Linked DNA regions of Homo sapiens: region 2 is linked to region 1. A link is an interaction called in ENCODE POLR2A ChIA-PET data of the cell type or tissue named here. Cell type or tissue: OCI-LY7. All regions are shown on one strand. Each heading gives the region's core, and the rest is flanking DNA. Links, peaks and the distances in the headings are about the cores only.

Region 1 (2,921 bases), core at 212-2,711:
AGCTGGGACCACAGGCACACACAACCATGCCCAGCTAATTTTTGTATTTTTAGTAGAGACAGAGTTTCACTACATTGGCGAGGCTGGTCTTGAATTCCCGACCTCAAGTAATATGCCCAGCTCAGCCTCCCAAAGTGTTGGGATTACAGGCATGAGCCACTGAGCTTGGCCTATTTATTTATTATTTAGTTTTTTTTTTTTTTTTTTTTTGAGACGGAGTCTCGCTCTGTCGCCCAGGCTGGAGTGCAGTGGCGGGATCTCGGCTCACTGCAAGCTCCGCCTCCCGGGTTCACGCCATTCTCCTGCCTCAGCCTCCCAAGTAGCTGGGACTACAGGCGCCCGCCACTACGCCCGGCTAATTTTTTTGTATTTTTAGTAGAGACGGGGTTTCACCGTTTTAGCCGGGATGGTCTCGATCTCTTGACCTCGTGATCCGCCCGCCTCGGCCTCCCAAAGTGCTGGGATTACAGGCGTGAGCCACCGCGCCCGGCCTATTATTTAGTTTTTTGAGACAGAGTCTCACTCTCTTGCTCACGTTGGAGTGCAGTGGTGTGATCATGGTTTCACTGTAGTGTCGACCTCCCTGGGCTCAGGTGAGGGACTCTTTAGTAACTAGGACTATAAGTGCTTGCCAACATGCCTGGGCAATTTTGTGCATTTGTATTTTTTGTAGAGATGGGGTTTCGCCATGTTGCCCAGGCTGGTCTTGAACTCCTGGGCTCAGGCGACCTGCCCACTCAGCCTCCCAAAGTGCTGGGATGACAGCATGAGCCACCATGTCTGGCCCAAATAACCTGATTTTAAAATGGGCAAAGGATCTAAAGATATTTATTAATAGAAGACATACACACCTGTTAGAATGGCTATTATCAAAAAGACAAAACATAAGTGTTAGGATGTGGAAGAAAAAAAAACTTGCATACAGTTGGTAGAAATGTAAATTAGTACAGTCATTATGGCCAACAGTATAGAGAGTCTTCAAAAAATTAAAAATAGAACACCATGTGATACAGATATCCCACTACTGGGTATATACCAAAAAAATGAAATCAGTGTGTCAAAGAGTTATCTGTACTCCCATTCATTACAGCACTGATTTGCAATAGCCAAGATATGGACTCAACCAAAGTGTCCATCAATGGATGAATGGATAAAAAATATGTGGTGGCTGGGCACAGTGGTTCATACCTGTAATCCTAGCACTTTGGGAGGTCAAGGCAGGAGTTCAGGAGTTCACTTGAGCTCAGGAGTTCAAGACCAACCTGGCCAACATAGGGAGACCCTGTCCCTACAAAAAAATTAAAAAATTAGTTGGGCATGGTTGCACATGCCTGTGGTCACAGCTGCTCCGGAGGCTGAGGTGGGAGGATGACTGGGGCCCAGGAAGTCAAGGTTGTAGTGAGCCAGCAGCCCAAGACCCTGTATCAAAGAGAGAAAGAAAGAAAGAGAGAGAGAGAGAAAGAAAGAAAAAGAAAGAGAGAAAGACAGAAAGAAAGAAAGAAAGAAAGAAAGAAAGAAAGAAAGAAAGAAAGAAAGAAAGAAAGAGATAGAAAGAGAGGGAGAGGGAGGGAGGAAGAAGAAAGAGAAGGAAGGAAGGAAGAAAAGAAAGAAAGAAGAAGGAAAGAGAGAGCAAAAGAAAGAAGAAAGAGAGAGAGAAAGAACAAGAGAAAGAGAGAGAAAAGAAAAAAGGAAGGGAAGGGAAGGAGGAGAGGGAGGGGAGGGGGGAGGAAGGGGGAGGGAAGGGGGAGGGAAGGGAAGGGAAGGGAAAGGAAGGGAAGAAAAGGGAAAGGAATGGAAAGAGAAAATGGGGTATATGTAGCATATATACAAAATGGAATGTTATTCATTCTTGACAAAGGACAACCTGTTATTTTTCAACAACACGGATGAACCTGGAGCATATTATGGGGTGTTGTTGTTTTTCTTTTTAGAGACAGAGTCTTGCTCTGTCGCCCAGGCTGGAGTGCAATGGTGCGATCTCGGCTGACTGCAACTTCCATGGAGGATGTTATTTTAAGTGAAATCAGCCAGGCACAAAAAGACAAATACCATGTGATCTCACTTATATGTGGACTGTAAAAAAGTCAATCTCATAGTAAATTGGTGGTTACCAGAGCCTAGAGAGATTGGGGAGATGTTGGTCAAATAACACAAAATCTTAGTTAGGAGGAATAAGTTCAAGGACCTATGTTACATCGTGGTGACTACAGTTAATAACAATATATTATATACTTGAAAATTACTAAGAGAGTAGATTTTGTGTCCTTACCACAAAATAATAAGAATGGGAGGTAATGCATATGTTAAATAGCTTGATTTAGCCATTCCATGTGTATACACATATCAAAACATGATGTTGTACACCATAAATGTATACGATTTTAATTTACCAATTAAAAGTAAAAATAAGGGCTGGGCGCGGTGGCTAACGCCTGTAATCCCAGCACTTCGGGAGGCCGAGGTGGGCAGATCACGTGGTCAGGAGATCGAGACCATCCTGGCTAACACGGTGAAACCCCGTCTCTACTAAAACTACAAAAAATTAGCCGGGCACGCGCCTGTAATCCCAGCTACTTGGGAGGCTGAAGCAGGAGAATCGCTCGAACCTGGGAGGCAGAGGTTGCAGTGAGCCGAGATCATGCCACTACACTCCAGCCTGGGTGACAGTGCGAGCCTCCGTCTCAAAAAAAAAAAAAAAAAGTAAAAATAAGCCATCGGCAGAATGGATTTTTAATAATGATCTAATGGCCGGGCACGGTGGCTCATACCTGTAATCCCAGCACTTTTTTTTTTTTTTTGAGACAGGGTCTCACTCTGTCACCCAGGCTGGAGTGCAGTGGCGTACATCTGCCTCCCGGGTTCAAGTGATTCTCCTGCCTCAACCTCCTGAGTAGCTGGATGGTGAGTACAGGCATGCACCA
Region 2 (2,921 bases), core at 310-2,809, 100 kb after region 1:
GAGGCCAAGGTGCGCAGATCACCTGAGGTCAGGGATTCAAGACCAGCCTGGCCAACATAGCTAAACCCCGTCTCTACTAAAAATACCGAAATTAGCCAGGTGTGGTGGCACACACCTGTAATCCCAGCTACTCTGGAGGCTGAGACAGGAGAAATCGCTTGAACCCAGGTGGCGAAGGTTGCAGTGAGCTGAGATTGTGCCACTACACTCCAGCCTGGGAGACAGAGCAAGACACCATCTCAAAAAAAAAAAAAAAAAAAATTGAAAATTAGCTGGGTACCATGGCTTATGCCTGTAGTCCCAGCTACTTGGGAGGTTACACAGGAGGATCTCTTAAGCTCAGGAGTTCAATCAAGGCTGTCGTGAGCTACACTACAGCCTGGGCAACGGACTGAGACTGTTTCTCCTAAAAAAATAAAAACAAGTATAAACATTGATATGGGCCTTAATAACATTACAACCTGCTTTATTACATTAATATTCAATTTTTTGGCTGGGCATGGTGGCTCACCCCTGGAATCCCAGCACTTTGGGAGGCTGAGGCGGGTGGATCACTTGAGGTCAAGAGTTCAAGACCAGCCTGGCCAACATGATGAAACCCCGTCTCTACTAAAAATACAAAAATTAGCTGGGCGTGGTGGCGTGTGCCTGTAATCCCAGCTACTCAGGAAGCTGAGGCAGAATTGCTTGAACCCAGGAGGTGGAGGTTGCAGTGAGCAGAGATCACACTACTGCACTCCAGCCTGGGTGACAGAATGAGACTCCGTCTCAGAAAAAAAATAATAAATTAAAAAAAAATTGAATTTTTTTTTTGTTTTAAAAGTTTTCTAAAAAGCAGTTTAGAAAGTGGTTTTAAGTTTTTAAAGCTGTGATATGTTAGCTAAGACAATAAAATTTGGCCCGAGATAGGCCGGGTGTGGTGGCTCACATCTGTAATCCCAGCACTTTGGGAGGCCGAGGTGGGTGTATCACCTGAGGTCAGGAGTTCGAGACCAGCCTGGCCGACATTGTGAAACCCCCCCCATCTCTACTAAAAATACAAAAATTAGCTGGGCATGGTGGTGAGTGACTGTAATTCCAGCTACTAGGGAGGCAGAGACAGAACTGCTTGAACTCGCGAGGCGGAGGTTGCAGTGAGCTGAGATCGTGCCATTGTACTCCAGCCTCGGTGACAGAGCAAGACTCTGTCTAAAAACAAACAGAACAACAACAAAAAATTGGCCCAAGATAATAATGAAACCTAATAGTTGAGTAATCAAAATTTACATACCATATCCCAATCAACATTTCGGAAGAACGGGTGTCCCTGAATATCAGCAAATCCTGTTTGAGGATGACAACCCAATCGTTCCTTAGGGTCCTATGGTGAAAGAAATGTTTCAAGAATTGGGTGAATGTCATGCTTTAAAATAAATCATCTTTGTGATCTGTGTTGTGTGCCCTCACATGATACTCTTATTTCTGAAGTTGGAATGGTCTACCTTTTATTTCTAGAAAGTACAACTCCAGAACAAATTGAGTTATTTGAAACTTGTGATTCCTCAAGGCACTTTCTCCACCCATCATGTAATTAAAACAGAGAATCATCACCAATTCCTTGCTAAAGAAAAACAGGAGGAAAAAGAGAACAGCAGAATCATTTGACAGCACCCAGCCATTTCTTTGCATGACCTAGTGTGAGAGTCAAAACATGCAAACCTCCAAACTTCATGAGAAGTTTGTTTTTAGCTTAATTTAAAATCCCCATGCCCAATTATAGCAACAAACCACCACCTGTGTAAGACAATGATACAACCATTATCTGAATCACTGGACTGAGGAGCCTGCAACTTATAAAAAGTCTTGGCTTATTCATCACTATGAATGAGAATATGTTCCCATTTTTCTTTCTGATAAAAGGTATTTTATTTTGCATATCAACACCTCTTGCCTTCATTTTTCACTATGTGAAAAATTAGGTTTCAAGTTTAAATCTTTCCTCACATAAATTGTTCATTTTTTAAAAGGCTTCAATTTCTTATTTTATTAAAACTCATTATCTTATCTATTTACCTTAGAAGGTAAATGTACATCAACTTTTCTATCATACCATTTATTTAAAGTAGAATTTATAATTGCCAAGACCACACTCCTAGATCCTAAAACTCCTCTAGCCTACCAACAGCAACAAACAATTGAATGATGTTCACATTTTTAAGAGCCAAAGATAGCATTTCATTTCTTCCGAATCTTACCTAATTATAGCATTTTTGACATGAGAATTTGTAGGGAGCACTGCGGCCCACGTGCTCAAAAAGTACATGGTAATAAATAGATTCTATGGATAATGATACAGAGAAAATGGAAACAGAGTTCAAAGTACAATTATGGCTAAACCCAAAGATTAACTCTTCCCCTATGTGAGAATATGGTATATATTATTTACACATACACAAAAATTATGTAATATATAGCTGGGGAGTAAATTTTATTGCCAAAATGGAAAGGACAACTAACTTATCTCAGGATCTAATGCTGTCAATTACTCTTTGGGTAAGAGACAAATTCTGGGTCAAACTGAAAAAGTTACATTCTCTACTGTTTTGGAATTTTACATTTCCCAAACCGCTACTGACCAGTTTGATATATATAGAAAGAGACAAATCACAAAATATTCTTATACACAATTTATACCTTATTAAGAAAACTCTTCAGAACACTTGCAGCTTTTACAGACAGAGAACGTGGTATGCGAATTTGTTTTTCCAAAATAACTAGAAAGATAAAAATTATAGTATTATATTTAACTTTTACATGGCTTTAATCTTTTTTCTTCTTTTTTGAAAGGGGCTTGTTCTGTTGCCCAGGTTGGAGTGCAGTGATGCAATCACAGCTCACTGCAGCTTTGACCTCCCGGGCTTAAGCAATCCTTCCACCTCAAC

The links. ChIA-PET counts read pairs that join two places held together with the same protein. Peaks named below come from ENCODE experiments on the same cell type or tissue, not always from the same donor. Only the 100,000 strongest peaks of a DNase experiment are listed, where the experiment ranks them.
Region 2: POLR2A ChIA-PET joins it to region 1 with 5 read pairs; 4 of 35 experiments call an interaction of 5 or more read pairs at or near these places.

Annotation. Positions count from the first base shown.
Region 1 is chr3:170,399,364-170,402,284 of GRCh38, reverse strand. No RefSeq gene overlaps it. Among named protein-coding and RNA genes, the nearest start is that of CLDN11, 18 kb to the left of the region's middle. In OCI-LY7, for the core only: no CTCF peak of the experiment used is centred there; no DNase peak of the experiment used is centred there.
Region 2 is chr3:170,295,743-170,298,663 of GRCh38, reverse strand. It overlaps PRKCI (protein kinase C iota), which reads right to left. Exons shown (of 18, transcript NM_002740.6): 15 at 2,674-2,753; 16 at 1,271-1,360. Among named protein-coding and RNA genes, the nearest start is that of SKIL, 61 kb to the left of the region's middle. In OCI-LY7, for the core only: no CTCF peak of the experiment used is centred there; a DNase peak (open chromatin) is centred at 1,763; H3K4me3 peaks cover 512 bases; H3K27ac peaks cover 1,242 bases.